Regions from separate parts of the Homo sapiens genome. Here region 2 is linked to region 1. A link is a loop called in an ENCODE intact Hi-C map of the cell type or tissue named here. Cell type or tissue: adrenal gland. All regions are shown on one strand. Each heading gives the region's core, and the rest is flanking DNA. Links, peaks and the distances in the headings are about the cores only. Region 1 overlaps PBX1 (PBX homeobox 1). Region 2 has its middle 150 kb from the start of PBX1-AS1.

What was found. A loop is a pair of places that touch in the nucleus more often than their neighbours do. Peaks named below come from ENCODE experiments on the same cell type or tissue, not always from the same donor. Only the 100,000 strongest peaks of a DNase experiment are listed, where the experiment ranks them.
Region 2: it touches region 1 in a loop (2.4-fold over the local background); 10 of 110 quality-filtered maps call a loop at or near these places.

The regions. Positions count from the first base shown.
Region 1 is chr1:164,797,856-164,814,258 of GRCh38, forward strand. It overlaps PBX1 (PBX homeobox 1), which reads left to right. Exons shown (of 9, transcript NM_002585.4): 4 at 1,844-2,034; 5 at 9,687-9,822; 6 at 14,135-14,294. Among named protein-coding and RNA genes, the nearest start is that of PBX1-AS1, 31 kb to the left of the region's middle. RefSeq lists an enhancer at 1,923-2,423. In adrenal gland, for the core only: no CTCF peak of the experiment used is centred there; no DNase peak of the experiment used is centred there; H3K27ac peaks cover 2,269 bases.
Region 2 is chr1:164,917,842-164,934,244 of GRCh38, forward strand. It overlaps the pseudogene RPL35AP7. Among named protein-coding and RNA genes, the nearest start is that of PBX1-AS1, 150 kb to the left of the region's middle. RefSeq lists an enhancer at 5,609-6,808. In adrenal gland, for the core only: no CTCF peak of the experiment used is centred there; a DNase peak (open chromatin) is centred at 8,660.

The sequences.
Region 1 (16,403 bases), core at 3,016-11,015:
CAGATACGTTAAGTAACTTTGAAGATCCCACAGCCAAGTGAGTTCCAGAGGCAGGAGCTGAACCCAGACTGTGCTCTCACTCAGCCTCTCTGCTGTGTTCATGTGAGGGATTTGCTCAGTCTGCAGGTCATGGCACAAGAGCATGGGTGCCATTAGCCTTGCTGAAGGGTCAGGAATGATTAAAGCCACTTTTGGGTGAGTTAAATGAAGCACTGAGTAGTGAAAGGATGTGCCCAAATATTCATGGAGGCAGGGTCAAAAACCCAGGCCTCCCATTCACCAGTGTAGACACAGCCCAGTGGATGCACCTGCCTATGTACCTTTGGCCAACCAACCTCAAAGGATTTCTTAGATAAATAATCAGTAAATGTCTACTATTGTTATTGTTATTGCGTTGTCGACACATATGACAACGGCAATGCAATGTTATCAATAACGAGCGTGTTTCTGCTGTTAATAAGTTGGAGGAATTGAGTCTTTAGTTCTTTAACTCTCAAAGCATCATCTTGCCTTTTTTGTTGTGAATCTAATATAGTTTTACAGTATTGCTTTGAGTGAATCTGTGAATAGATGTTTTGTTGAATGCTCAGCTAAGGAAACCAGATTATGGATGCTAAGTCATAGTAACTAAAAGAGAGGGCAGGAGTTTTCAGAGGAGTAAGTTCAGACTCTAGGAAAGGACAGAGGCCCTGGCCTAAAATAGGAAGGGCTCAGGCCCTACCTCTGCCTCTTCATGTTTGCTGTGTGCCTGTGGAAATGTCCCTTCAGCTCTCTGGGCCACTTCTTCCTGTTAAATAAGGAGGTGGGGAAATATGATTTTCAACTCCACCTCCAGAGCTGATGATATGCTAGTTTATAACCTGAGAATTTTTATTTCTGCAGGGATAGTTCCTGAATCCTCTCAATCATGTTTTGATGCTGTTTCTGTAAGACCCCTGGGGACAGATTCCCTTTGTGTTATAGACATAGTGGATCTTCAGAAGGCCAGAACAGGAGAGGAAGTTCTTATAATAAAACTTGAAACAGAAATAGGTGGATGAGAAATCTCCCAGAAGAGTTATCAAAGCTTTTAATTCCATAATTCCATTTAAACTCTTTTGGCTATTTATGCATTCTAAAATTGAGTATTTGGAAGTACTCCTATATCAGAAATAATGAGCAAGGCAGAAAGCACATGATACATTTGACCCCAAACTCTCTTTGGCTGTTAACTTTGGGAAAAAGGGTGGTGTAGTGTGTTTTATACTAGAAGTCATATTCTTACATTTTACTGTGGTAAAATCATGGGAAAAAAAAGATTAAGATAAAATGATTAAGAAACTTTTTTTTCTCTTAAAAAAATCCAGCATTATCAGCCAGGCGCAGTGGCTCACGCCTGTAATCCCAGCACTTTGGGAGGCCGAGGCGGGGGGATCACGAGGTCAGGAGATCGAGACCATCCTGGCTAACACAGTGAAACCCCGTCTCTACTAAAATTACAAAAAAATTAGCTGGGCGTGGTGGCGGGCGCCTGTAGTCCCAGCTACTCCGGAGGCTGAGGCAGGAGAATGGCGTGAACCCGGGAGGCGGGGCTTGCAGTGAGCCGATATCGTGCCACTGCACTCCAGCCTGGGCGACCGAGCGAGACTCCGTCTCAAAAAAAATAAATAAATAAAAATAAAAATTCAACATTATCGCCAAAACTTTGAGCCACAGGGGCTGAAAGGGACGTCTACCACAAACTATCCTAGTTTTCTTTATTTGCACAAGTCTCTAGAAAAGCCCACGTGGCCTAATGTCATAGACTTGATGCGTGTTGAGGCTTGGACCCTCAATGACGGTGTTGATTGTCCTGCCATTCCAGGCCTGCAACGAGTTCACCACCCACGTGATGAATCTCCTGCGAGAGCAAAGCCGGACCAGGCCCATCTCCCCAAAGGAGATTGAGCGGATGGTCAGCATCATCCACCGCAAGTTCAGCTCCATCCAGATGCAGCTCAAGCAGAGCACGTGCGAGGCGGTGATGATCCTGCGTTCCCGATTTCTGGATGCGCGGTGAGTCTCCCATGGGGCTGTCCTGCCCTCTCTGGGAGTCCCTGATCTGGGGCTGGAGTCCACAGCCGCTGCCCCCTTCAGGCTCTAGTTTCACCCCATCAACGCTGAACCAAGTGATACCCTGAGGATGGTTCTGCGAGACTAGATGGGCCATCGGTTTCACACAGTACCAGGAAAATACATGGTTGGAGGGGATGATCTTTATCACTACTGTTATGCACTCTGGGTAGCAGCAAGGAGGACTTAGGTACAGTGAGATTTTTTTCTTTTCATAGCACTAGGTACCTCTTTTACAGTTGCGTCTTATAACTATGGGCCTGCAGCTGTCTTACTAGCATTCTATCACGACAGGCTCTCTTCAATAAAGTTTATTCCATTTGCTTGGAAATTGGGATCTTTTCCACACTGTAGATGGACAGAGAGTGCACTCAATTCAACAAATATTCCTAAGTAAATTGCTGTCTCTGGGCTAATTTTAGGAGTGCAGAGCTGAATAAGACATGGCACTTTGGACACAGAGGGACAAGGAGGTGGTCTAACATGGGCCAACTTGGTTTGATGGTTTCCATCTGGCATTGCTGCTCATGTCCTTACTTGTGAGTTCAGAGCATTCAGTTGAAGAAACCATGGATAGAAAGGACCTTTAAAAGAAGACAAGAACTGAGAACACAGAACAAGTGGTCATCTCTTGTTTCATCTACTCTCTAGACCGGTAGATTTATGTGAAACCCTTTGATTCCTTTTGCTTCTGTTATCCAGCCTGTAAGATAGTAATAGTCGTCATATCTTTCATCTACTCTAGAAGAATATTTTGATAATTCATCTAGCAAATACATTTTGATTATGGGTATGCTTTGTGATCTAGAGTTTGTCTTAAATTCATCATCTGTGAATTCAGATACCATTCATATTTAAATTCTTGATAATAATCCCAATCTGTTATTTTTATCATTGGGACATTAGATATGTCAGGGTCAGTGTACCATTTCACAGTCTATAATTTTGCCTCTTTTCAATGAGATAAAACAATTTATTACTCCTCTTGAATTTTTTCACCCCTGAGATCATGTTTTATTCAGCTCTCCTACCTGCATTTTTCTCTGTGTTCACAATTATGGTCTTTACAGTCCTTGGACCTCTTTAAAACGCCCTGGCATCTTTTTTCCTCACTCCCTTTTAGTCAATGTGTTTTGGGTTGCATGGAATATAACATGAGAATGCCGGCTAGCAAAATGTAACTCTGGGCCAGTAGAATTCCATAGAATAAGTCAAGAGAAAGTAAAAACGAAGGCCGTTTTCCCCAGCTGGGTATAGTAATGGAGTGGAAATAGGCAAAATCACCCTAAAGCAGGATCCTCTGTGCCTCTCCCTCACCCGTGGCCTGCTGTCTGCCAGGCTTCTGTAATGCAGCCCGTTCTGCGTAGTGCAAAGTGCAAGTGACTGGTGGCCTCTGTTTGGGTCCTTCCTCTGTGCCACTGCCACCCTGCATGTATTGCTTACATCTCCATGGTAACTCCCCTAGTTAAAATGCTGGAGTTGGTATTTATGTTGGCAGATATTGAAAAAAAAAAAAAAAACAATTGGCTCCAGACTGGGTTCTTTCTTTTCAAGAAAGTAAGCAGAGAGAAGGGAGGGGCAGAATTATTGTCTCATTGGATATCTTCTCTCAGTAATTCCAGTGTGCCCAGCTGAAGGTCAGACTTTAACAGACACAAAGCTAGGAGGGTTTTGTACGCAAGTTTCTTTCGCTTCCACCAGCCTTTGCCTAGAGTGTTCCAGTTGGCACCAGACGGACAATCACTTTAAGACAGGGTCTTTTTCTTGCTTTGGTTACAACATTTGAATCATTGCTTCTGAGCCAAGATTCAAAACGAAAACAACTAACCTATTGTCATCGTTACTATCATTTCATTTTGGGGGTATATTTATTACCAGTGAAAGAACATGACCCCAAATTCCAGCCTAAGGCTGAGCAAATGGCCTTCTCAGTTCAAAAACAAATGTCTGCCAGACATCCTGATTGGGGAATTCACATCAATGCCTCCAGCGTCACTAGCTATAATTGGGAGAGAGAGCTAAGCAAACTTAGTAAGAAAGACACACTCACTGCAGATATTCACATGCTCCTCTAAACCATGCATCTGATGGGCAGGGCCTCACCAAAAAAGATTTCATGGAAGACAAATAAAATACAAAGAGGACTTGATTTAGTAATAGGATTAGTCTTTGTAATCTAATAGGTGTGTAGAATTGAGTGTTACTACTTTGTTGTGGAACACTCATTGTATTAGCTTTCTATTGCTGCGTAGCAGATTACCACAAATTAAGCAGCTTAAAACAACACAAGTTTATTATCGCACAGTTTCTGTTGGTCAGGGGCCTGGGCATGGCTTAGCTGGATCCTCTGCCCTAATCACAGCGAATCTGTAATCAAGCTTATAAGCTGAGGCTGTGATCTCGTCTGAGGCTCAGGGTCTCCTTCCAAGCTCGTTCTGGTTGTTGGCAGAATTCATTTCCTTCTGATTGTACGACTGAGGGCCTCAGTTCCTAGAGGCTCCCTTTCTCAATAGGCAGGTCACAGTTTGGCTGCCTGCTTTCTTCCTGAGGGCCAGCAGGAGAAACCTTCCATTTTAAGGCTTTAATCGAATCTTCCCTTTCGTTTACTCAAAGTCAGCTGATGAGGAACCTAATCATATTTACTATGCCATCCACTTACAGGGAAGGTGTGTACACCAGGGTCTAGAGTTTTGGAATTCTGTCCACCACACCCCTCAACTAACCTTTCGGCCCTTTATGCCACTCAAGTCATTTCCTGTCTCTCTTCCTTAGATTGACTTAACTGTACCACGGAAGTTTAACTTAAAAATTCCACACATTCATTCATTCATTCATTCATTCATTCAACATTTATCATATCATGCTATATACCAAGCATTGTGCCATACAACTTGGTAAGTTTATTATCAGGACTATAAATAACATTTTTTTTTTTTAGTTAAAAGAGGGAGAGAACTTATAAGCTCTCTAAATGATTTTCGAGCATTAATCTTAACTGTTTTTCTATAACATTTTTCTGGAAATAACAGTAACACAAACAGATAATTAAAAGTACGTCTGTATACTTCACTGCAATAGAGGGGATTACATAAAGTATATTGCCAAAGAGAGGATGACAAGAAAGAGGAAAGGACATCCAAGAAGGTCTAGTCTGGTCACACTGGCACTCTACTTAGATTTACTGGCTTATCTAACTGAGCTCTTACTATCTGCCCGATGTTATAGTAGCCACTGGAACATCAAAGATGAAAAAAGTGCATATAAAGGTGGGTCCTACCTTCAAAGAGCTCATAGGACAAATACTGTTACAACTACACAGAACACCACATGTTACACATTCAGTTCATTCATCTACCTACTCCACCTGAAGGAAATGATCCAGAGAGAGGGCCTAAAATACTGAGTTTCAGAGGAGCAGGATGTTTGCCAAATAGAAGGAATAATAGCAAAATAAAATAACAGAATTCTACTTCAGCAAGCATTCCTTGAGTGCTTACTATATGCGTGAGACACAAGGGTCTCAAATATGAGTGAGATCTGTCCTCTGCCTTTGAGGAATTTGCTGTTTAGTTGGGGAGACGTATGTAAATCTGTGGCGGATGTTGTGGGAGAGAAATATGCAGGGTGGTGTGAAAAGCCACAGGAGCATGAAAGCCACGAGTCTTTGGGGAACGCAGAGGCATATGATGTGGCTAGATGAAATTGTTCAGAGCATGTGTAGGATTGAGGGGAAATGAGGCACTAGGGATAGGAAAGATCCACTGAAAACCCTTAACTGTACCAGTGAAGATTTTGAATTTATCCTATTAAACAGCAGAAACCCTCAGAGCTGTTTAAGGAAGATGTATGGGAAGTTATCACATAAAATTGCACTGGATTCAAATTCTGGCTACAACCCTGATGACCTATATGACGCTGGATAAGTGGCTTATTTTCCCAAGACTCAGTTTTCTTACCTGTAAAACAGGGATAATCCTGTAAATAGGAATAAATATTAGTATAGTATCTGGCATATAATATTCACATCATAATTCAGCTATCATAATGATTACTGTGTTATATATTATTACTGTTATATGATATATTATTGTACATTGTTATATATATACACATTATTGTTAAATTTTATAATGATTAGTGACATGATCATATCTGTGGTTTAGAAAGATTAGTGATTCTCTTGAAGATGAGCTGTATTGGAGAAAAGACAATGTAAAGAACAATTATTGAAGCCTGTGCTCCTCAAACTGGCACTGCACAGGATAAATTGAAATACTTTTCACATTTTGTGTAAGTATTCCAAAGAAAATATTCTTATTTTAAGATAAACATTGATATATTATAAAGTGGACTAAAACAAGAGGTTCCAAAGATATTTTATGTTTTTGATGGTGTCCCCAGAGCTACAATCTTTTTCCAGGAGGGCTTCTTAGGAAAGCATTGATCTAGTGTTGCTCTGGTATATAGCTATTTATTTTTAAATTTAAGTTAACTAAATACTAAATTAAAATAAATAAACATTTAAAAATTAGCTCTCTGGTTACACTAGCCACATTGCAGCTGCTCAGTAGCCACACATAGCCAATGACTAATGTATTGGACAGCAGAGATATAGAACATTTCACTCATCGTAGAAAGTACTCTTGGACAGCACTAGTCATACAGTGATACAACAGGCAGCTGCTCCTCTTCACTCACTTCACAAATAGCAGCGCAATTAGAATGAAACAGAAGAGGTAGATTTGAAAGTGTAGAACTGTCAGGACATGCTTTGGGGGCAATCATTTGATGAAGGTAAGAAAGCAGGAAGAGTTGAGAAACTCCTAGTTTCTAGCACATGCTAGGTACTCCAATCTTTGAATGAATGAATGAATGAACAAATTAGCAAATATAATGAACCATATCTATAGTAATGTCACCAAATAATAAGACTAACAAGGAAAATGGAGCTGATTTGGGTAAAAGGTGATCTTAGTTTTGGAAACAGTTTGTTTGAAGATGCTTGGAGTCTGCAGTCATAAATGGGCCAATGGCTCTTAGCAGAGGTATTAGGGCAGGAGATAACAAATTTGATAGTTAGCAGTGTATGTCTGTGATGTCTACACATCTCACTATCATGAGTCTTTTATAAAAAACTTACCCCATGGACCCTGTGATTCAAAAATATTCTGTCCCTAAAACACCATATTTATCCAGTAATATTTTATCAGCTTCCAAATTTCTTAAATTCAAAACCTAGATGCCCAACTCACAAAGCTACTGATTGGTTTGAAATCACAAATGTTAACTCAGCAAGGTGATAACACTTCAAGCCAAAGCAAAGAAACCAGGTGTCTCAGTTAGCTCAACCTTATTGTAGAAAGGTGTTATTTTCACTAGGTTTCTTGAAATTTGGAAAAATCCTGATCCTAGGATTTCAAAGGCCCTAGATTAAGACAGCTACTAAAAGAAGTGATAAGCGAGTCCATCAGAGTAGGTGAGACCACCTAGGGAAGATTGCACATCACAAGGAGAGAAGAGCTGGGAACAGCTGTCTGCACCATCCGCATACCACCAGCTCATTCCAGAGAGGTTTCCTTTGAGTTCAATTGGAAGAGTCCCAAAAAATACACAGTAATGCTAATGCAAACAACTGAATGAAGGAACGGAGGCTCTCCAAATTAGGGAGCCTTCAGGGTCCAGTTCCCCAGGCCTAAAACAACAGTCTTTAGGCGAAGAAGAAAGAGAAGCCAAAGGTTATCTAAAGCCTGGCCTGCAGACCCTGTTAGTCACTTGGCTATCTTCCTCAAATTCCCATCATGCAAGAGCTTTTAACACATGCCCACTTTGCAGTTAGGCTTTTAAATCCAATCTGTACAATTTCTGATGCTGAGTGACCCAGAAACTCAGCATGATTTAGGAGAGTGACTTGGGCTTGGCATAATCTGGACAGATGTGGTTAATACCTGTGGACAGATGGTGTTCTTCCGGTAAAATCAGGCACTTCATTGTGTTAATTAATCCAAGTGGGACCCTGAAAATACAATATTAGCTGAATTTCCTGTCTAGCAAGGCCATCAGTGCTTTCTGTTGGCTAAATTGGGAAATCCTATATCCTGGTATAATCAGGGATGTTCTGGAAATCTTTTCCATAAGGAAAAGCTTTTAATAAAAGCAAGAAAGGCAAAAGTGCTAAGTGAGCTAATTTAAAGATGAAGGCCACACAACTTCAAGGAGGGCCAACCAGCCCCTGCATTGAGCCTGCAACTCCCTCAACTATCCACAGGCCTTCATTGTCAGGAAGCAATAAAGTGATTCTCACTTTAAATTAGTTCAATTAGCACTTTTTTTTTAAGGCAGAAAATGCTTTTATTAAAAAAAAGTGATTTTCTCCTTTTTGGCAACCTGTATATGAAAAAGAATTCTGTGGGCTTTTGTTTTACCATTTAGCAGCTGTTCTTGCTTAAGAAGTGCCACTTTTCTCCTTTTGAGGGATGTCAAGCTGTTGGGGGTTAATTTCAGTCAGTTCTGTGCCCTCTTCCCCAGATGCCTTTTAAAAATGTTACATGCATTTACATGGGGATAGAATGGAAAGAACATGATAACTTATTTTTAACTTATGGCTGCAGAAGCTCTGCATAATTGTGAGGAGCCAATTTGTATAGAAGAGAGAGATTGGGTTTTGTAGTGGTCAGACCTGAATTAATACCTTAGCTCTGTTACATACCAGCCAAGTGACCTTTGAGCTCAGTTCTTCATCGGTAAATACGAATAATCATATCTGCCTCAGTAGTAGTGAAAAATGAATAACTTGAATTGATTGCCAAGAGGGAGGGGTCAGGCCCAGTGCCTGGAACCTGGTAGGAAGAAAGACCAAGTTGTAGCAGCTGCCACGTGTTGGGCGCTGTGCTGAGTGCTGTCTTTGTGTGGTCTCATCTCTTCCCTACTCTCACCCTGTGAAGTCAGTATCACCCTCTTCACTTTCACGGAAGAAGCTGATCGAAATCACCCAGCTGATATTCAATTGACCGAGGATTCAAAACCAAGATGGGGCTGGGCGCGGTGGCTCATGCCTGTAATCCCAGCACTTTGGGAGGCTGAGGCAGGCAGATCATGAGGTCGGGAGTTAGAGACCAGCCTGGCCAATATGATGAAACCCCATCTCTACTAAAAATACAAAAATTAGCTGGGTGTTGTGGCACGTGCCTGTAATCCCAGCTACTCAAGAGGCTGAGACAGGAGAATCACTTGAACCCAGGAGGTGGAGGTTCCAGTGAGCCAAGATCACACCACTGCACTCCAGCCTGGGTGACAGAGTGAAACTCCATCTCAAAAAAACAAACCAAGATGGCCCGAATTTTGAAACTTTATACTCCTCACTACTCTGCAAAAATATCTGTGACCACTCTTCTGTTCGGTGCCCAGATGGTACACAATGAAGTATTGAGCAAATGCTTTTAGCGTTGGTTTTGGCATCCAGCCCCTTTTGGTAAATCTGCTCCAAATTCACCTTTTGCTCAAAAATTTGTCTTCTCCCAGAAGTAGATTTATTCTCTCCCATTTTATATTTATTTGGTGTGAGCCTTTTTGTTATTATTTCCTTTCTCTTTACAAAGGCGGAAGAGACGGAATTTCAACAAGCAAGCGACAGAAATCCTGAATGAATATTTCTATTCCCATCTCAGCAACCCTTACCCCAGTGAGGAAGCCAAAGAGGAGTTAGCCAAGAAGTGTGGCATCACAGTCTCCCAGGTAAGCAGCACCTCAAAAGCCTCAGCCTGTAGCCTGGCCATGGCGGGGCCTCCGGGGCAGGCTCTTAGAGGTCTTGCTTTACTGGACATTCATGCCTTGCAAGTTCCATCAGCTATAGCCTTAAAATATCAAGGTAAGCACTTGATGTGTATGCGTATAAGTGAGTTTCTAGGTAAGTACTTGGCAAAACTTGAGAAGAACCAGCAGAAGGAAGAGAAGAATAAGTAGAGTACAATGTAAAAACAGGATTAGGGTTCTTCCCATCGAGCACTCCTTTGCTTCAAATGGGTGAGGTGTCTAAAGTGTACTAGGAAAGTTATCTGCATTCCTCATGCTGTTTTTTCAAATTCAGTCAATTCCTTAGCCATTTTTTGCCCAACCCAGGAACTTTAAGAGTCAGTGAATGGAACTAGTTGTTATATAGCCTTTTAAATGAAAGAACTTAAATGTCTCCTCTTGATGTGCTGACTCTATAACTGATGGGAGTGTAGGAATTTTAACATGTCACTGCGATTACATTGGAATGGTGAACAAAATGTCACTGAATGCCCCCTTCCCCCAAAGAGCAATAACCATAACAGGTGGTGTCTGATGACTTGGAAAGATACATGACATAAAATTTTTATAGGCCTAGAGTTTTCAACACGAATATGAAGCAGAGAAGTAGGCAATAATTATGTGTACGTGTATTTTGTCCACTCAAAAGATCCACCCAAACTTCTTATTCAGTCTGAACCTCAAATACCACCACTGGTTTCTAATTGAGAACCATAGTGATAATTCTGAAATCTATCGGAGAAGGTTTTTCTTAGAATTTTGTCACATGCAGGAGAATTAAATGTACTGATATTTCCATTAAAACTGGGGAGGGGAGGGAGTAGTGAAGGCTACTGTAGCGAGAAATTTCACTTACCATTTTTCAAATGAAGTAGATGCTCTTTTATATAAACTAAGCATCTGTACCTCCTTGAATTGAATCCTGACTTCTGTTAATCCCTGCAGGGTGCTGATCCCATCAACCTGTGTTTAGCTGTACAGAATTAGGTCCAGTCAGAATATAGAGCTCCACAAAAGTATTGACAATGAAGGGACTGTCCAAGCCTTCCCAACAAACTAAGATGATTTTACAGCAGCAAATATCCTTGAAAACATTCTTTCAGATAAAGCAGAATGAATTGACTCCTTTTTAACCTGGGCCTTCCTTAGGTGCTTTGACCCAGCTGGAGGTCATTTTTAGTCTTGACAGTTCTGGGAAACGGGAACGTCAGCGGTCAAACTCAAGTAGCCTAGTTTTTTCTAGGGCTGTCACCATTCTTATCCAAATCTAAACCCCTTTTCCACAAAAAAGGGAATTAATGCTTTTTGATACTTGCTACATGTTTGAGGAATGCTTCTAGGTATGGACCACAAATATGCAGCAAATATCAAATCACTGAATTTTATCATGGAACCTTCTGCTTTTAAAATATAATTAAATTACTACTGTCTGAATTCCAAGTGTGGAATTCAGAATTTCAACTTCCTGTTGAAGGTAAAAGGAATTCTCCTGGAGGTAATTTGTAGTATAGCTGGATACAAGTTAAAATCCTGATCTGTTCCCGCAACCTTCACTTCCTTCATTATGGAAACTCAAGGTACAAATAGTGTGTCCATTAAAATCCTTATTTACATATTGTGTCACCTTTCCCTTTCCTCTGTCCATGCCAAAGTCATGCCATTCTTTCTTCCCCATCACATCTGTCTCTCCCCAAAGCAACTAAGCTACCATTGCTAAACAAGTCCAATGGAAGACAGTATAATATGATGTCATAGAAGGAGCATTAAGCAAGGAGCCTATTTTTGACAAGAGTCAACTGTGGGATCCTAGGGAACTCACTCTTTCTTTTTGGATCTTAGTTGCCCCATTTACTAATCATGGTTTGTTGGATCACATGATTTATTAAATCTTTCTCCTAATTCCCAAAGCCAGGGAATACCTCTTGGGCTGTATCATTATTGTCTTTTTTTGAAGTCACAAATTCTTTTGAAATCTACTAAAAGCTATTGATTTCCCCCATGACCCAAAACAAAGATATGTTGCCCATACACCCAAATCCATCTGAAATCCGCCTATTGACTGTATCTCCTCAGATCCCTAAAGAGCCCTTTTTCTATACCAGAGCTACTCTAAGTGTGATCCACAGAATGCAGCATCAGCATCCCCTGGGAGCCTGTTAGAAATATAAATTCTTGAGTGTCACCCTAATTCTGAATCAGAATCTTTGAGGGTGAAATCTATAATAGAAATTTGTTTTAACAACTTCCCCATGAACACTTAACTTTGAAAAGCAATGTTCTATATGCTTTATCTGAGTGATCTTTTCCATGCTCACAGCTACAAATAATACCTCCATTTGAATACCTAATGGAACTTCTCCCCTGCAGCACCAAACTCATAAATTTTACTTCCTAATGGACTTCATCATGGCTCTGCCCAGAGGTTCTTCAAAATTAACTTGTTCAAAATGTGAATCAAACTCTTCCCATAAAACCTACTATTCTTTCTGTATTTCATGTCTCATTCTGTGTCTGTTATCTATACATCCCTAGTGCCTAACGCGTATTAGGCCCTTAGTCCATGACTGTTGAGTAATTAGTTCATTCATGATAACACTCATTTTATACATTGTCCAGATCATTGTCTGTTGGACAATGCAGGAAGTCCCTGAACTGACCTAGCACCTTCCTACCAGTTCCATTGTTGTCATTTAGAAGGGTATCATTCCCACAACATGTCCCCTCTTTACCCCCTTCAGCTCATATTTTTTTTACATATAATTGGACCTCAGGTATTTCTTCTTCAAAAGTCCTCTGAAATTATCTTCATCTTTTTCCCTTTTCTTTCAGCTTGTGCAGTTATCTGAGAAAAAAAATCTCCTTACCTTTTTTCTTCTTTTCCTATCCCATAAATCAAAAAGCAACCATAATTATGACTGATTCCTATGAATAGTGAAAGTTATGTCAAGAAAAACATAAATTTCAAAGTGAAACTAGATATGCAGTGATCCTGAAATACACCCAAAAGTGTCCTTCCTCCTCCAGTTTACCTCTTTTTCTGTAGACATCAGTGTTTACAATAAATAAAGCATTTTCTTATTGAATTTTTTTCTTTTTTGTTTAATATTGTGGTGGTACAGACTGATTTTTTTTTAAAAAAGAAAGGCTTGGCATTTCTGCTGTAGTATAAACTGTATAAGCCTTTCAGTGCTATCCTTATAAGATGTTTTAAGTTTGTTAATGCGTTTAAAAAATTAAGTATAGTTTTGCAACAGTTTTCTTTATCTGCCGTCGTTGGGAGTTAAATATCAATGATATGTAAGCTGTGGTACATGTGGGATCAACTCCCCCTTCCCTCACCAGATTCATAGTTTGTTTTGTAATTATATAAAAACATCGACATTTTAGTTCAAAATCATATCTGGAATGTGGGATATAAAACTTTCCTTCCCCGGGCAGGAATTATGGGGGTAAAACTTGAATTTAACTGTGTCTCCACTTGTGTCTGGCAGAGGTCTTGGTATGAAGGGAGCAGAGGTACCAGATCAAGCCAAGACACCTGCTGCGAACCACATGAAGGAAATAAATTAACAAATGAAAGTAAATTAGGTTTATTGTGTCTGCTGGCTTTAACATTTAAACCCTAGAATTCAAGGGGATAATCATTTGTATGCTACAGTTTTTCCTTATGTAGATAACACTAAGCTTTACACAAAATAGTCAGTGAAATCTGGTAGATTGAATTATATTGATCCTAAGGTCTATAGTGAAATACAGCTAAGAATCTCAGTCCACATTAAAGTTATGTAACTTCTAAAAATTTGCAATTAATCTATCACACGAAAGCACCTATATGGACATTTAAAGATCTGTGTATCTTGATGGCATCAAGCCAGCTTTCACATTGATAAACGCTAGGGGCATTTCTCCTGAAATGTTAGGTATATTTTAGTGTCATAACTGAAGATGTAAGCAAATTTAAAATGCTTGCTCTAAATTAAAAGGGTTCTAGCTTAAATGAGCAGCTCCTTTATAGGAAGATTTTTGTCACAGTGGTTTCGCTAAATTTCAGTTATATTAAACAAGAGAATCGCATTTTATGTAGTTGTCCTTTTGAAGCTCTTACTTCAGATCTTTTTACTGATGTTGCCAAATTATTATAGGATAAGACCAATTAGCTTACCTCTTCACCTCTCCCATAAAGCCTTTTTTTTCTTCTGCAATGTTTCTGAAGGATGAAATGTGAACTTTCTCATCTTCTCTTAAACTACTCTAGGTATCAAACTGGTTTGGAAATAAGCGAATCCGGTACAAGAAGAACATAGGTAAATTTCAAGAGGAAGCCAATATTTATGCTGCCAAAACAGCTGTCACTGCTACCAATGTGTCAGCCCATGGAAGCCAAGCTAACTCGCCCTCAACTCCCAACTCGGCTGGTTAGTTTTTTCTTTGATTGGGGGTGGGGGAAGGAATTGTTCTCCATTTTTATACTGGCTGTTCCTACATTGGGATTTTCTTTTAATTTGTTAGGCTTTTGATTGGTTAATTTCTGTATTTGATTGTATTTTTGGATGTTAATGTCACTTTGGGCTCTTTCTTTCATTTCCAAAGAGCAATCTGTTAGACTTTTTACAACGTGGGTTGTCTGGAGGTTTGCATTAATTTGTCTATTAAGTTAAGACCAAAGTAAATTGGTTAGCTTGAAGAGACCTCTAAATTCTCCTCTCAGGGATATCAATAAGTAAGTTAGACATAGTGCTTAGAGATAGTCTATTGGGATTCTGTCATTTGGCCTGTTTTATATAAAGCTTTTATCCTTGTCAGTTTTGCTGTTCCAACAACATAATGTCTGGGTCACTTATTAGCATGCATTCTATGCAGAAATATTTACTCTTCTAGCAAATATCTTATTAGAATGCTTTGGTATGCAAAGCCAGGCTATGAATATTTCTATATATTGTTTATAGTTGTTGTTCTTTATTGTTTTTTGTTGGTCTTCTTTATGATTATCGGTCATGAGCTATGTAATAGGCTTTGTTTCAGGAAATATGCATTATATCACTAATTTAAGAGTTTAGGTCAAAATACTATATTTTGGGGTGTGCCTTGTGTCATCAGTTCAGAATTTCTACATGTGAAAAAATGTAGTTAATAATGCAAAAAATATAACCTTTGTGTTTGTATGCTATGGAAGGCATGTGGTAATTTTTTTTTCCCTTTGGTAAAGGAAAGACAAGTATTTTCTCATTAAATAAGTTTGGTTTGACTTTGATTAGGGTGCACAGCTAAGAAAACTGATGATTCTAACTTAAAAGGTTACCAATTTAAATATGTTTGATCGTAATATGATTACAAACCTAATGTCTAACATTTTTTAGAGTATGTGGTATCTTTGACCACAAAGCTTGTTTGTCCACTAAAATAAGTTTTCTTACAGCGACTCGTTACTGGAGAAATGTAGGGTTCCACAGACTGATGTCTTCTGTGAGCTTCCAGATGCATAAATTTGTTATGATAAGGTCCTCCAAGTCACTGGGCTATACCCAGCACTTCTTTTGTGGCCTTCTTTTATCTAAATGGAATCATGCATGAAGAGTAGCCTGGGCTTTTTCAACATGGATATAATAAAACAATGTAGAATTCAATCCAGTTTTAATTTTCCCAGCACTGCAGGTTAGATTCCTATGAGGAGCATATTTACTTTTTTAGAAATATTTTGTTTTTTTCTTCCTCCATCATGGTGTGATTGACAAGGGATCAAAGCTAACAGGTTCAATAACCAGAGAGAGTTCCATCTTCTCCATCTGGTCAATTATTAAGAATTTCAGACCCAACAACACCAGTTGAACTGTGCTGCTAGGCAGACATTTTCACTTGTCTCTTTGGAAGAAGTACAATTCTGTCAACATTAGCAAAAATGCACTCAACACTCCTGCAAAGGTTATCATAATGCAAAACGATATCAAAATGACTTTTTCCTGTCCCTGGTATATCTGCATCGCAGATGGCTTAGCATGATTTATGACTAGTCCTTAGAAAAGCCCTGTGGACTTTCTTCATTACTAAATTTGTAACTATTTATTCTTTCCTAAAGCCCTTAAAAGAGAAAAATAAGCATTTTAACCCTCTATTCTGTGTTTAAGAAATATGGTTGCCTCTTATGGAATGTCAGACTATGATTACAGTTTTCTAAGGAATTTTTTTCTGGTGGCTTAAACATCATGTGACTATTCTGAGCACAAAGTAAATTATTATGGAAAATTTGAGCTAAGCCTTCCAATTGTGCGTAAGTTGTTGGAAATAATCTGCACAGGAACCCCTTTGTAGTGCTTTTTCTAAAGTAGAGGCAAAAGAAAATACTATTGTATGTGTGCAATAGCATGGAATTTTAAAAGATAAACATTTTAACAGGAAAAGTTATAAATGGGCTTTTCTGTATTTTCTTTTGCTCTTAACCAACCTAAATCATCCACACAGGTAAAGTAGAACTTTAAAATGTTCAAACTTTTCACATAAGGTGTTTATTATGTTATGTACTTGCTCTT
Region 2 (16,403 bases), core at 4,272-12,271, 120 kb after region 1:
CAGGCCACACTTTGCAGATATTCCAGGTACCAACTGATATGCCATAGTCCCATTCCCCTCCCACTCCTCCACTTCCAAAATAATTGTTCTAGAAAAATATTTCTAGGATCAAACAAATTTGGCAAATTCTGGGTTAACAAACTGCAATAGGTTTCTTTGTGCAGGATTTCTCAAAGCTTTAACGCGCAAATACACACTGAAATTTTCCAAAGGGAAAGAACATGTGCAGTAATATTTGAGCAGAAGGACCTGTTTACCAGAAGTTCCTATTAAGGCAAGTGTTCCCCTAATCACACTTTGGGAAATGCTTCCTTAGGCTAACATGAAAATGGTTTTCATTCTCTGAGACTAAATGATGCTTGGGGAAAGGGCCCAGGAGCAGGCTGAGGACTGGATTTTTTCAAGTGCCAGGAGATTTAAAAAGAAAGGAAAAGGCAGAGAGAACTAATCAGTCCAGGAGCATGAGGGGGCCGTCGATTCTCCTGCCTGGCCTTTACTGACTCACTAGCTTCTGGCTGAGGGATCTGGCTCTATGAGAAGGGCTTTGCCTTCAGAAGTTACAAACAGGCATTTGCTTTAAGACCTGGCTGGCATTATGCAGTGTTAAAGGAAGGAAAAACTGAATGAACACCAAAAAATTTCACCCAAGGCTACTTTTAAGGGGGAGGGCCTATCAAAATTTACATACTCAAAAGGCTTCTCTTAACACAACCCTCAGACCACAATCCTTGCTGCAAAATTTTGGCCAATATTTTCATGTAATGAGAAAATCAGAGAAGTTAATAGGAAGTATAGGGGGTTTCAATCTAACCTACTCTATCCGTCATTTCCTCTGCAATATATGGAAAAGCCATCCTGTTGCTATTTGAACACCTCCACTGGTTGGGGGTCTCACCACCTCCTAAAGCAGCTTGGTCCATTGTCAGACAGCTCTAAGTGCATGGATCTAGTACAGTAAACTTTACTCCTGACTAACATGATCCCAAATTTCCAGCATTCTCAGTGCTTGCTGCTTTGAGCATGGTATGTGCTAGCCTCTTCCAGTGAGTAATGCAGAGCCTAAAATAAAGCAACAGTAAGTCAGATAGACTGAGAAAATGAACAGAAAGAAACATACAAGTAAAACCGCCAAAAAATAGCAGTCTTCACATTTTGTACTATTTGGGGAAAAGCAAACCTATGAAGGTGCCTTTTCGGTTAAAGAGGAAGGTTGTTTTGCAGGGAAGAACAAGAGGATGTATGTGAAAGTGTTTTGAAGAACTCACTGGGTCATACACCTAAGTGTAAGGTATTTATTAGAGGATTAACATTGGGAGCTATCACAAGGCAGGGAGAATAGGAGTGGGAGAAAGGGTCTGATTGCTAAGAGGCTAGTTGGAATGAGAGGAAAGCAGTGGAAGGCAGGAGCTTGAAAGATCCAGAGGAATCACGTGCAGAGGAAGCGGGTCAGTAGATGGTTACGTGTCCTCCTGAAAAATCAGTTTCTACTTATGAAAATACTACCTTGGTCACCACACACCCTCAGCTATGTTGCCTAACTCAGAAATCTGGGCGTCACCCTTAACCTCTTCTTTTTCTTCATCCCACTATTCCTGCCAACCTGTTGTCAAGTGTGGAAGCCCTCTCTCTTAAACACAAGGAAGCTGTATGATGTGTTCACAGACAGTAAGTGCGGTGCCCATTATCTTTTAATTAAGATGAACTAAGAGCCTTTTAACATGCAAAGCAATGACAGGCAAAAAACTTCTCTGTGAAGATCCCACTGTATCACTGGGCACCATTTACCCAATCAAGGGGAGATGTACTTCTGGACAAATGAGGCATCAAGACTCAGTTTCTGGATCAATGACAGCACCAGAATGAACTAAAAGGCAGGAATGCCCTTTGTTGGAAGGATTCACTGCCTCCCTGCATCTCTGAATAGACAGCTGCCTTCCTCAAGACGTGTTCTTTACCCTTGGACTCAATTGCTCCTGGACACCATCATGAAGCCACCGGGCATGGCAAACATCACCTGATCCAGCCTCAGACTCAGCTGAGGACGTCCTGAATCTTCACTCACACTGGGGTCCTTTAGGGTGCTTAAAACAAGAAGATAAGGGGATGTCCTGAAAGAAGAGCTGAGTGACAGAGTGATGTGCATATGAAGCGGCAGGGGTCTGGTGAGTGTGTGTATGTATGCACACATGTGTGTATATGTGTATGCATGTGCACAGGGGAAAGACAGGTTAAGCTGCGGTTTCACATCTTCTCCAGCTGCCTCCATCTGGAAAACTGGAAGATTCTCCGACTCTAATTCACAGAATTCTCTTGGGGGTGGATTGATTATAGTACTTAGAGATACTAATGATTTACAGGGACTGGGAGGTCTCCCGATTTGCCTTCAGGCCTTCAATGACCTTTGACAGCTTTCTGTCTCCATCCATGGTCTGTCAGCCCAGAACCCATCACACCCAGCCAAGCCCAGTGTCATTTCCTGGCTGGAGCAGCTTCCTTAACTTACAGGACTCTGGACCTTGCCTGCATCTACCAGTCTCCCTTAATTGACCTCTCTGAATTCAGTATCTGCCTACCTTATTGCATATGTCCATTCTAGGGATGTCAATATCACATGTCTACTTTCACGTGTAAACCAACATGTGGAACCTGTGGTTAATTGTAAAATGCCACTCAAGGGCATTAAAGATATATACTTTATGAAACGCTGTCTAGGAGAAAAAAGTGATAACTCAGCAAGCAGTTTGCTTCATACTAGAATCCTTCCAAGTGCCTTTCCCTTTGCAGTTCAAATCTTGTACCTTAAATCACCAGTGTACTTCCTCCTGGGTCCTCAAACTCTGGATGCCAGCCCTTCCTAGCCAGTCCTGTTCTGAGGTGCTGTATATGCCCACGGAACGATGAATACTTAACTTTAAATTTGGAAGTCACCTATTTTTGGCCACCTAAAAGCTCCCATGCAGACATTTACCTGGAATTGTGCAGTTTTCATCTGCCTTTACACGCTTAAGTGGATCTTAATTTTAGGTGTGAGTGAGGCACTAAATGACTTCATTTGAGACTAGGGGGTCTGGTTTTTAGGAGGGGCTATAAGACTGATGATTCATGATGCATTCAACACTCATGGGGTGGGGAGAATGTGGTGTGAAGTAGGCATGAGCTGTGGAATCTGGCCTGGGTCACAATCTGGATTCTGACACAGGGAGCCTTAATCTCTCTGAACTTTATGCATGAAGTTGATCATTGTGAAAATTGAGTGAAATAATGCGTATAAACCGCCCGGTACATTATATACATACAACAGGTGCTCAATAATGGCAACTTTTGATTATGATTTATGAGCACCCCTCAGATGTAAGGTGTTAGGTGTTGCAACACCTATAAAGATTTATTCCACATTTGGGTGCAACATCCAGGCTCTCTGTCTTTTTTTTTTAAAGAGTGCAAATCCACGTTTATTTATTGACTTTCCCTTAGTTTAAATCCTTGAGGGGTACAACATGACTCGGATTCTGTGTCCAATAGCCTTAGCAGGAAGATTGCTTTGGAATTTGGCACGTTCTCGGAGTTACCTTTCCCCAGATTACTCTGGTTTTGTTTAGTTTGCCGCCAGGAGTCACTATGTTGCTCTTTGCTTTGTATACGTAAGTGCATCACTAGTTCAAAGAGAATTCTGTTTAATCTCTGGCATAACCACCTTCGACTTTAAGAAGAGCTGTGTGCTCCCTTTGGTTCCGGAGACCCCTCTCATAGCCAGTAAAAATGGCCTTGGACCACAGCCTTCCAGACATATTTCCTTTTAGAAGTCCTGTTCCCTGCAGGCCTCCACAGGAGCCAAGATGGCGGGAAGAGAAAAACAACATCCAGGCTCTTACTTACCATGTCAATGCTTCTCAGCCCTGGCTAATTCCAGAATCACCTGGAGGCTTTTTTTCTAATTACAGACTTCTGATACTACAGTTGTCCCTCGGTATCCTGGGGGAATTGGTTCCAGGACTCCCTCAGATACCAAAATCCTCAGATGTTCGAGGTCCTCATATAAGTTGGCTTAGTATTTGCATATAACCTATACACATTCTCCTATATACTTTAAATCATCTCCAGACGACTTATAATACCTAATACTATGTAAATGCTATAAACAGTTGTTATACTATACTTTTTAAATTTTCTGTTATTTTTTGTTTTATTGTGATTTTCCTTGTTTTCAAAATTTTTTCATTCAAAGTCAGTTGAATCTGTGCATGTAAAGCCCAGGAATATGGAGGATAGACTATACTTTAAAAAAATTCTGATTTAGCAATTTGGGGTGGGACCTGGGAATCTGTATTTTGTAAAAGATGTGGGAATGACTCTAATGATCAAGCAGAGGTTGGAAAGAGCTGATTTAGAGCCAAGTGTATCTGGCCACTAAATCAGTAATTCTTAAGGGCATGGTAATAACAAAGTTGCTGGTGCAGTGGTTGATGAAGATTTTCTTCCCAAATAAACACATTAAGCATCCCCCTTCAGCCAACCAGGGTATAGTAGGACCGGAGAGGAGGATGTGTATATATTTTTTTAAAGTTTATAGGTAGTTTTGCTATATCTCCTCTTCTCCATTTCTATTGGAAACCCTTCTACGGGACAGTCTTGGAGCTCAAACCCCAGTGGGATGTCAGCATTCATATTCTCTGGCACCATCCTTGTGCCTTGTGACTGTGATTTTATAATTCCACATTCATAACTTGAATTCAATTTAAGACAATGCCAAAAGGACCTCCCAGAAAGCAATATGATGTTGGGAGAAGAAGCCACTCAGGGCAGATTTGCCCCAGAAACTGATTCATGAGATGTTGCAAGTCAATGACAATCAGAACTAGGGGATAAAAGGCACTGGTCATTTTGCAATTCCCAGCACTAAAACAAATACCTAGTTGTTGATTAGTTTTCAAGTCCTGGAGATAAGTTGCCTCCAAAGAATGAGAAGTTAGGCAAGTGGGTAATTTCATGTTGAAATATAGGAGTAAAGGATGCAGAGTGTCCCTTGAGAGTACCCAGCTGCAAGATAATAACCCCAAGGGGCAGAAGGCAGGTGCAGCCTCTCCACCAAGTGACAGACCAGCTGGGAGGTGCATCCACTTACTTTTCACAGCAGCTATCCTGGATCTGAGAGGCTTGGAAGCTGGAAATAGGTGCTAGCCAGAGGTGTGTTTACTGGAGGTTGGCGGGGGCAGAGGAGAAGAAAACAGGGAGATTGAAGACAAGTGTGCATCCTGATTTGAGAAATTAGCAAAGACTGCAGATCTTCAGGAACCTGGACAGTCTAAACATGGGAGATGACTACAGAAGCAATATTTATATGAAAAGATGCTCCATGAGAATGTCAGCCCCATGACAGCAAGAGCTTTATCTTGTTCAGGCCGTCAATTCTTAACCAAAATGATGCATCTTGTTCAAGTCAGATATAAAAAATAAAACACATTGCTTCTGTATTATCAGGGAAGAAAAAGCAAAGGGGGAAAAGCCACTATTTAACAGATACCTGTTCTGTATCTGATATTTTAATACCTTGGTTCTCAAACTTTGTTGCACATTTCAATCACCTGGAAAGATTTTAAAACTCTCAATGCCCTATACCAGTTAATCCACAATAACTGGGGGTGAGAGCCAAGCATCGGCATTTTCTAGAAGATCCTCTGGTGATTCCAATTTGCAGCAAAGCATGAAAACGACTGGCTTCACACATTATTCTTTTAATCTAAAAAATAATCCTGTGAGACAGGCCTCATAAAGTTAGCCCTGTTTTACATATGAAGAAGGATGATAAAAGGATAATCACTTGTCCAAGATCAACCAACAATCAAGAGCCTAACTTTGGTTAGCTTTAAAATGTAAGTACAACACTTATCCAGTGGCTATACTCTTTTCATAGCATATACAACTGCTCAAATTGTTGTAATAAAATGCCAGTTTAAACAACAGAAATTAATTTTCTTGTGGTTCTGGAGGCTGAAAGTCTTAGATGAAGGCCCGGCAAGATGGGTGTCTGGTGGGGGCTCTCTTCCTAGATTGCAGATGCTCACCTTCCTGCTGTGTCTTCATAAGGTAGGGGCAGGGGAAGAAGGAGGGGGAAGACAAGGAGCAGGGGGAGGAGGAGAAGAGAAGGCATTAGCTCTCTGGTGTCTTTTTCTTTTTTCTTTCTTTCTTTCTTTTTTTTTTTAACAGAGTCTTGCTGTCACCCAGGCTGGAGTGCAATGGCATGATCTCGGCTCACTGCAATCTCCGCTTCCCGGGTTCAAGCAATTCTCCTGCCTCAGCCTCCCGAGTAGCTGGCATTACAGGCGCCTGCCACCATGCCTGGCTAGTTTTTGTATTCTTAGTAGAGAAGGGATTTCACCATTTTGGCCAGGCTGGTCTCAAACTCCTGACCTCAAGTGATCCACCCACCTCGGCCTCCCAAAGTGCTGAGATTACAGGTGTGAGCCACTGCACCCGTCCTGGTGTCTCTTCTTATAAGGATATCAATATCAGATCAGGGCCCTACTTTATGACCTCATTTAACCTTAATTATCTCCTTAAAATCTCAGTCTCCAAATATAGTCACACTGGGGCTTAGGGCTTCAGCGTATGAATTTGGAAGTGGCACAATTCAGTCCATGGCACGCAGTAGTTTGGTATCCTACTTACCATTCAGTAGATAACCCATCATTATCCTTCATTGATAGGAAGCATATTCATCACCTAAGAGTAAATGTCAGTTTTTGTGAGATGTCCTCCAACTCACTGAAGAAAGAACAAGAAGCCATAAACTAAAATCTCTAGTATAATGAATTGAGGCTTAGATACTAGAATGTATTTCCTGAACAAGATTGTTCAGCATTTTTAAACAAAAAACATCTAGAAATTTTTTCTACCTCTGCTTCTTTAAGGAACAAGTGAAATTTCAGATGAAATCTGAATCACACTTTTGTGAACCAAGATATTCCGGGAAGGATGGCAGATCAGAACTTAAGGAGCACTTTCTCCCATGCAGGCTGTTCTGAGGTTGATGAAGCACTACTACTGATGCTCAGAGAGAAACATGCCTCGCTGGTCTAATTCTGTGTGGCACGGGCACTTTGCTGGTCCAATTCTATGTGGCACGGGCACTTTTCAGGGCATTCAGCATTTACCGAACCTCCGCTTACACTTTATCCAAGATGGAGGACAATTTCTAACTCTTCATTTACTTCTATTTTTATTCAAAGATAAGACCCTCACAGCAGAAAGGAATTACAGCCTAAATTAGCTGTGGAAGTGGTAGGAAAAGACCTCAGCTCTTTGCAGGAGTCCTAGTGCCTAGGTGCAGATGAAAGGACTTTGTTCTCATCTTGTTAGTAAATAGACAGCTTTCAGACAGGACTAAAGAGCCGAGATCTTTGAGAAACCATATCAAATATGAGACAAGAAAAGTAAAAGCCTATGAAAGTTATCAAGAAAGAGAAAATGATTAAAACTGGAAACTACATACTAATAAAATAGATGTGTATTATTTAGGAAAATTCTCAAATAGAAAATTAACAAATAATGAGTATTTATAAAAGAAATGAGTAATCTCAAGGATTAGCACAGATTTACTTTGAACAATTTATACAACCCTAATGCATGTCCTTATTTTGCTATGATTATTAGACTGACATATCAGGAAAATGCCACATGTCTATTTCAGCAAGACATTTGACAGTATTTTAAATGGTATCCTTATGAACAAGATAAAGAAGTGTGAGCTGGCTGGAAATTCAGTTATATGAATTTATTGGAAAACTCATAAAAATTCACATTTTAGACTGATATTAACAATGGGAAAATTTTAAAATAATAATTATCTTAATTATTTTTAATAATTATCATATTAATGATAACAAATATTTATCTACTGACAGTGTTTTACATGTACTTTCACTTTTTAAAAAAACTCATGGTCATTAAGTCTCATTGGTAAACTTAATGCAGTCTTGTTAAATATTTTTGGCAATTATTTGGTGAATATCATACAAACAGTTTGGAGTGTCAGAAAACTGGGGGACAACACTATGTTGGATTATTTAAAACAGAGATATTGGAAAAAATTCAAGTGATTTTCAAACTTTGCTGATAGCATCAGAATCTTTTCCTTTAGAACATTTTTGAAAGACAGATAGTTGTTAGCATATAAAAGGAAAGTTCTCTGGACTCTAGAAGCATCAAATGAGTCTCACTCAGGAGCAATGTCTGTATTAAAGGCCTCATACATGGTAACTTGAATGTGAACATAACACAAGGAAGCTTGCAGAAATCAACTCCTGCCCTCAAGGAACAGATGACCTAGAACTAATAACAAAGACAGACAGGAAGGTATGATGAGATAAAGACACCCTAATAGACAACCAAGCACACAGCCACAGCCAGACCCGTGAAAAAGAGTGATGGATTACAGTGAGTGCAGGTGGCTGGTTCAGATGCACAGATGGGGGTAGGAGGAGAGAGGGCTCAATCTGTGTGCATGTTCACGTATGAATTTTCTCCCATATGTGCACTGGGGGAAAGCAGAAGGAATATGAAAGTTTTTGTCAGCAACTGGAAGGACAGCCTCTCCTTCATAAAGAGGAGAGACAAATAGTTTGTCATACTGCCTGGCTACTTCCTCAAGCAGTTACCAGAGAGTACTCTCCCTGGATAAAGCTTGTCCCTTGGGGTGCAAATGCCTTGCCTTTTCCTCTTGCACTCACATGCAGGAAGGGGAGGTAGAATCTGCCTTGAGTTCACCCCTCCATTGACCCCAGTCCTGGAGCTTCCCCACAGACCTGGACAATGCTGAAAGCCAAAGGTCACAGGAGTAGAGAAGCAGCAGACAGGTGAGGAACTCCAGGGAGATGAGTCCTTGCCCCAATGTACTAGAGGTAGGGCTGCTACTGTTTAATTCGTACCTGGATGGGATGAAAAGGATCAGCCACCCAGTGGAAAGGGGCAGGTGTTCGAAGCCACCTTGTGATTTAATATGCTGTCTATGGGGTTTCTCCCAAAGTAGATGGGAAAGTCTTCAAAGACAGGAAGATGTTGTCTGCCCACTCAATCTGTCCCTAACTCCCCGCAAAGGCTCCTAAAACATATGGAGCTACTCTAGAACAGTGTGTCTCAGGGTGCTGTGGCTTTTCAATCACCTAATTTAGCTGCCTTTGACACTTGATAAATACAAAGTCCTAGAACCTGTCACATAACTGCTAAATCAGAACCCCTGGAAGAGAGTTCAGAACCTGAATATTTTAGATGCTTCACAGATGATAGAGATAAACACAAGAGTTTGTGACGCTTCACAGATGATGCAGATAAACACAAGAGTTTGTGAACCAGCGTCCCAGAGGACTTAAAAATCTCAGCTGTATAATGCTGGATTCTGAGCCAGACAGCCTGAGTTTTAAATCTCTGCTTCTTGCTCACTGTAAGACCTTGGGCAAGTTACCAAACCTTTCTACACCTTGATTTCCCCATCTGTAAAATGGGGATAATAATAATCTCTACCTCAAAGAGTTGTGAGGATTAAATGAATATACAAAACACACATGTAAAGCACTTAGAACACTGACCAACACACAGTAAACCGTCAGAAGTGTAAGCAGTTATTATCTGATCCTGCTCAGTGTATGGAGTAGGAAGTAGAAGTGCAATTCGAGAAGCAATGCACAGCCAGTTGAAGACTCCATGACAACTAAAAGCCAGGTCTTTGTACTTTCCTGACAGGGCACTTTCTGTTTTTGTTTCTTCCCTTCAGGGCACTTTCTGCTTTTGTTTCTTCCCTTCTATCTCTCTCTTTTTTTTTTTTTTTTTTTGAGACTGAGTCTCGCTCTGTTACCCAAGCTGGAGTGCAGTGGGTGATCTCGCCTCACTGCAACCTCCACCTCCTGGATTCAAGCGATTCCCCTGCCTCAGCCTCCTGAGTAGCTGGGACTATAGGAGTGCACCACCACAGCCGGCTAATTTTTGTACTTTTAGTAGAGACAGGGTTTCACCATGTTGGCCAGGCTGGTCTTGAACTCCTGATCTCAGGTGATCTGCCCGCCTCGACCTCCCAAAGTGTTGGGATTACAGGCGTGAGCCACCGCGCCCGGCCTCTTCCCTTTTCTCTTCAAGGGGATTCCAAAGTTTGGTGCTCAATCACTAAGAATGATCCAAATGTGCTTTTTATAAACAGTTCCATAGGGAAAACAAAGAAAGGCTAAATACCATTTGGAGAACCAGTTCCGAGTGCTGCCAGCGTATGTTTGGTCAGAACCCAGGCGAGAAGTCATGATCAGAGAGTACAGCAATGAAAGACTCCATGGGAGAATCTTGGCCATCTCTTTTATGGGCCAGGAAACCATGCCCCTGAGAGTTGTAGTGATTGATGTGCATATGATCCAAGATTATGACTTTAATGCACAACTCCTGACTCCCAGTCCAGTGCTCTTGCCCTTTCCCGACCCTAGGAAATGAGATGCCATGTGCTTTGGAGCCACCGAGTCTGAGCCTCCTGGATGGGACATTTTGCAGACTCCTCCACGCCCAGATCTTTTGGCCTGCCTTCTGACAATCCCTCCACCAGCCGACAGCCATCTGCATACAGCAGTGACAGCTGAGGTTAGAAGGCATTGCTAAGGAGGACTTGGAAGAAACCAATTCAAAAGTGCTCAGATTTTAATAGAAAAGGCCTTCAGGGATTCTTCTAAATCATGCAGAGCAAAGCAGTTCTTCAAGTGACCCCAGCCTTGTCCTTTTTATAACTTCCTCCAAATGAGGGGTGGTTGGGGACTCATACAGGAACAGCTCCTTATTCCTGGCAACAAGTTTCAGTGATACTGGGTGTCTCTGTGACCAGCTGTCCTTTAAGGGTTCTCAGCAATAGTCTTGGTTCCAGCCTAAGGATTCCCATGAGGCCCCTCTTCTCTTCAGCGCTGTGTCTACTCTTCAGCCAATAAACGTCAGCCCTCTTTCACCCACTGCTTCCTCACATCCCCTCTTACTGTAGGTAGGGTTCAGGGTCCACATTTCTGGCCAGCATTCAGAGGAGAAAAGAGGATTGGCATGAGCAGGCAGGAGAGAGAGAGCCTGGTGCCTGGAAACGACTCAGCATCTTGCCCTTGTTACTAATAATCCTCCCAAAATCACCGAATGGTTTCTGGGCATTAAAGTTATCGTTTGCCATAAACCCCTTGTCTGTTTTCTGGAGAGTTTAATATATTGCAGGAAGTTTCACCCATAAAAGGTGATGGCTGCGCTCCTGTGAGTGAGCTGGACGCCTGTAACTTATGACCTTCATAAATGTGAGTGGGTCTCGCGAGCAAGTCCATCAGTCTTTGGAGTAATTCTGCTTCGTAGTAAAATATTTTACTGTGCATACTCCTGTCAGCATTTACCTCAGTGGTGTGGAGACTTCCCGTTCCTGCTGCCTCTTGCTCCCTACTCTTGCACCATTTTCAGTGATCTCAGTCTCAGACTCCAGTCTGAGACACACAGAATCATCTGCTTTTTTAGGGCTGCAGCCCAGCTCAATCCAGGGACTTGTGGGACTTGGAAAGCAGCAGAATCAATGTAGCATTATTTATCACTGTGACATTTTGGGTACTTTTCTTTGCTTGCAGAACTTGAAGGAGTAAGCCAAGAAAGCCATCACTTTAACCAGGGAGGGTCCTTCATTATCAAATGGGACTGTGCTTGAAGACGATTCGCAAGCTGTAGAGTCTTCTAGAAGCGGGAGACTTTTTGTCACTCTGATGAAGCATGGCAGTTAACATTCTGCTTCATAGTCCCAGAGACCTAAATAGGGTTTATCAGAGTCACAGGCTTAACACCGGCCCAGAAAATAACCAAACGCTTTTTATGCAGCGTGGATCAGTAGCGAGAACACTCCTGTTAACAAGCTCAAGTTTCAGCTCCGCCACCTGCTTGCCAGGTGATGTTGGGCAAATTACTCATTTCCCCTATGCCTCAGTTTCCAAAGGTATAAAATACTATGCCATCTCCATCTCAGTGTTGACATGAAAAGCAGATTAAATACTTCATAACAGCAAAAACTGTCATAATTGCCATGTGGTAATGTTGTCACAGTAAGGAATAATGGAGGGGTAAAGGCTTAGAGGAAATGAAGCCAAGTGGAAAATGAGAGCACTAATAAAAAGGATTCAAGAGAAAAAGAAGCAGTTGAATAGAATAAGTGGAATATCTGGCTTTTGAAATCAGGTGTCACTGCTGTTACGAGGATGGGCAGTGCTGGGAGCTGTGAGTTGGTGACCATACTAGAGGGGGCTGGCTTTGTGAGGCTCGGGGGATGGTTCATCTGCCTGGTAACCTGCTACTTCCAGAAACTGTCCATGGCCTGGTCTCAGGGCAATTCAGTTCATTTCCAATTCAACAAATATTTGTTGAATGCCTATTGTGCCAGGCACTACTGTAGATTTTTGAGATTCATCAGTGAATAGAACAAAAATCTCTGCCCTTGAGGAGCTTACAATCTAGAGAAGGAAGTTGTCTGCTGCATATCCACACCAGATAACCAGTTCCTCAAACACAGAATGGTACGTAGAGTAGCAGAGGCCCTACCTTCCCATTGGTTCTCCTGTCCCTCAAGTGGACACTAGGGGACGTTGATAAAAACTGATGCTGTGGGATATTGAATAGAGAGCTCCTCAGACTCTATGGGGCTCTGCAAGTCCATCCTTCCTCCTTCCCTCCCTCCTTCTCTTTCTTCCCTTCTTTCTTCCCTCCACTGGGTACATCATTTTCATATTACAGGTGGAAACAAGTTCATTCCATCAGTCACTAGTGTAGCTGAATTTAGAATATGCCTTCAAATCTGCTTCTGAAAAATATTTGACAAATTTCTAGGAACACTTACAGTGAGAGCAGAGAGACAGACAAGGCAACAGGATGGAGCAGAGGAAACTTGATAAATAGAAGAAGCAGGAGATTGTTCCCCAGGAAAAATCAACGTCCCATGGCATTTTAAAGACTTTCAGAACTGCCCAACAGTTATAATCTAGGGGTTACCTCTTGCCTCAATTTGAGAAGCCTGGTTACTGCGAAGACAATCATATATTCTTTAATCTATAACTTGTTTGAGTAATTAGCTTATGTTGGTTAGTTATTGCTATGTAATGACCAGATTCTCAGTGTTGTGCAACAGTGAGCACTGATTTAGCTCACATGTCCTCAAGCTACCCTGGGAGTTGACTGCTATGGTCTGGGCTTCACTGGGCATCTCTAAGCCTGTGGTTCTGAGGCTTCATTCTTCTCCCTACTCTCTCTGCTCTCACTCTAGTAATTAGAAGCTATTTTAAATGTTCTTCAGAAGCAAGTTTGAAACTGAATTTTAAATTCAGCCACACCAGTCATTGATAGGATAAAATTGTACCTATTAGTCTGTTTTAGAACACAAATGACCTGTGATAGAAGATTGATATACACACTGGAAGGGAGGGAGGAAGAATGGAAGGAAAGAAAGAAGGAAGGAAGGGAGTAATTTCCAAAAATAACTGGACTAGCAGCATCAGCAACACATGGAAACTTATTTAAAATGCAAACCATCCAGACCTCCCCCAGACCGACTGTATCAGGGTCTCTTGGACTGGGTCCCAGCAATCTGTGTTTTAGTGAGCTTTCCTGGTCATTCTGATATTAACATTTGAGAACCACTGCCCTAAGGTACAGGTTAGATCTTTCATCTTTCAAGGACCAGTCAGCTAGTCAGGGCATACTTTTCTCATGAAAATGGCAAGGTGCAGGAGGGAGAGCAGCAATGTGTGGCACCTCTCAGGCTGACACGAGGAATTGGCAGCTGATATACTGTCTGCCCAAATTTCACTGGCCAAGCAGCCATGTGACCAGGGACAAATAATTGGGACAGAGAACCCAATTTACCACAGAACTTAACAAAAATAATGTTGAGATACCACTTTATGATCTATGGTGCTCTTTTACGTACATTATCTGATTTAATTCTCATAACAACACTGTGAGGTAAGAGGTATCTCCATTTAATGGAAGAAAAAAGGAGATTCTTAGATGTCGAGGTCAATGTCGCATAGCTAATAAGACCTAGGTCTCCCATCTCCACATTTGGAACTATTTCATTGCATCAAACTTCTACCCCATAGGTTCATAAGGATCCTGGATTTCTTTCATGATCAAAAACATCTCCAATGTACAGTGCAATATATTTCCTGTACCCTAGAGTCCCTATGCACACAGGGAGAATGAGAATCAGAAACAGGAACATATTTTTACCTATTATCAGCCTCACATTAGACAGTTGACTCTATTTCCAGGTTTCACAGTCCCAGCCTTTTTTTGCTTCTAGTGTTTCCTCATAAACTTGAATTTCAAGGTTCCATGAGCCTTCCTTTGAATACCCTGCAACTTAAAATTTTCATACAAGGGATTTTTCTATAGGAAGCTTTCTTTGACTCATTTTCATGATTTTCTGATTTCATGAGAGTGTTACAAGGTGGGTGGGGTGAATAAGAGCACAGAAAAAGAAAGAGCAAAGAAGCACAGTTTCCTTGTGCAGCTGAAGACACAATCCAGAGAGGGAAATAAGATTGAGAAGGAAAATAAAAGGAAGAAGAAAACATGACATAGAGGACATAATGTTTCCTCGTGCTGTGGTATAGAATGCAGAAATTTTATCAGCTAAAGCTGAAGGGGAATTTTAGTGCCTCTGATGACTTAAAAAATCTAATTAAAAAATGGTTTTTTTAAATCAGTCTAACATTTGTTTCTAAACATTTCAACAGATTGAGAGAAAATATTTTTTAAAACTTTTATGAGGGCTTGGCGTAGGAAAAGAGTCCTACGCTAATCCCTTCTTTTCTCATAGGAAAAGAGTCGTTTGTTATTTCTACTTTTATGTGTAAGGCAAGCGTCTTCCTCCCTTTTTCCTTTCCTGCCCAGCCCCCAGCTTGCCCCTCCTCCCCTGACTACTTGGTAATTTAAGATGCCTGAGGTGCTATAGGAGAAAAATATGACCCTGATTCTGAGTGTGATCTATAGGGAGCCCTGGCTGCACACCTTAATTATTGCTAACAAAGTAACATTTTAATAGCTTTAGGTTGAAATTGATGAGCCCTCCTGTTTGCTGGAAGCCTTGCAAAGACACAATATGACATCTTGTAGGAAAAAAAAAAGAGAGAAAGAAAGAATGCAGTGGTGTTAAAGTATCTGGCTCTGTGTGCAATGGCCAGTTTTTAAAAAGCACATTATCCGTGTTCAGCAACTTTTTCCTTAGAACTTAAAGTCCATTAGAGCTCATATGTTCATGTAATGCATTTCCATCTTCCTATGAATAGGATATAAATATTATTGTTTCCTTTCACCGAAGAAAGGCACCGTGAAGGGACAGCACAAAGTCTTCTAGCAAGGGAAAGATGAGCAGCTGAACATGAGATGCTAAATTCTCTAAGCCCAGTGACTTCTCCACTTACTTTTATAGTGGTGTTCATTGTAAATGGTGGATGTAGGGTGACAAATTAGGTGGTTTAGAGGACTGCAACGAAGTAAGAAAAGAGGACTTCACCTCCAGCTTCCAAGGTAGAACTGCAGAAGTCCCAGTATTAAGTGACAGTGACTATCTAGGCCCCGAGGAGGCTTGAGCTTATAGCAGGTCTTCAATCTGTCACAAGTTTTGAAGAACTCTCCTATCTAATAGTCCCAGTTAACGCATATAGTGGTTATGATTTCTCAGGCGACACTCCTAGTCCACAGCACCCATAGTCTCCTCTGGCATCCATGATGATGTCTGATCTTGGTCATTAGTTCCTGGAAGTCATATCATAGCTCCCCTCATTGCCCAAATGCAAGGCCGTTTTGGCTCTGCTCACCCCCTCACAGCTACTGCAGAGCCCCTCCCAAAGGACACCCAGACCCGATTCTGTAGCACCATTGCAGGATCGTGAGAAAATAATTCGGGTACTGCAGACCCTCTCTACTTAGAAAAGACAAGCCACTATTTCTACAGTCCTGATAGAGCACTAAGATGCTTCAGGGAAACTTCTCAGTATTATATGACTTTAAATCTGGGGAGTGGGAGTGGAGCTGGGTGCAGGGGATGCATAGATCCTTCTGAGAGACCCACAACAAAGTCTAATTCTATCCTTCTCCTCTCTGCCTCTCCTCCATCTCTCAAGGAACTCAGATTTGCTTTTCTTTTCTTTTCTTTTTTTTTTTTTTTTTGAGATGGAGTCTTGCTCTGTCACTAAGGCTGGAGTGCAGTGGAGTGATCTCGGCTCACTGCAGCCCCTGCCTCCCGAGTTCAAGCGATTCTGCTGCTTCAGCCTCCCGAGTAGATGGGACTACAGACACGCATCACCAGGCCTGGCTAATTTTTGTATTTTTTTAGTAGAGATGGGGTTTCACTATGTTGGCCAGTCTGGTCTCAA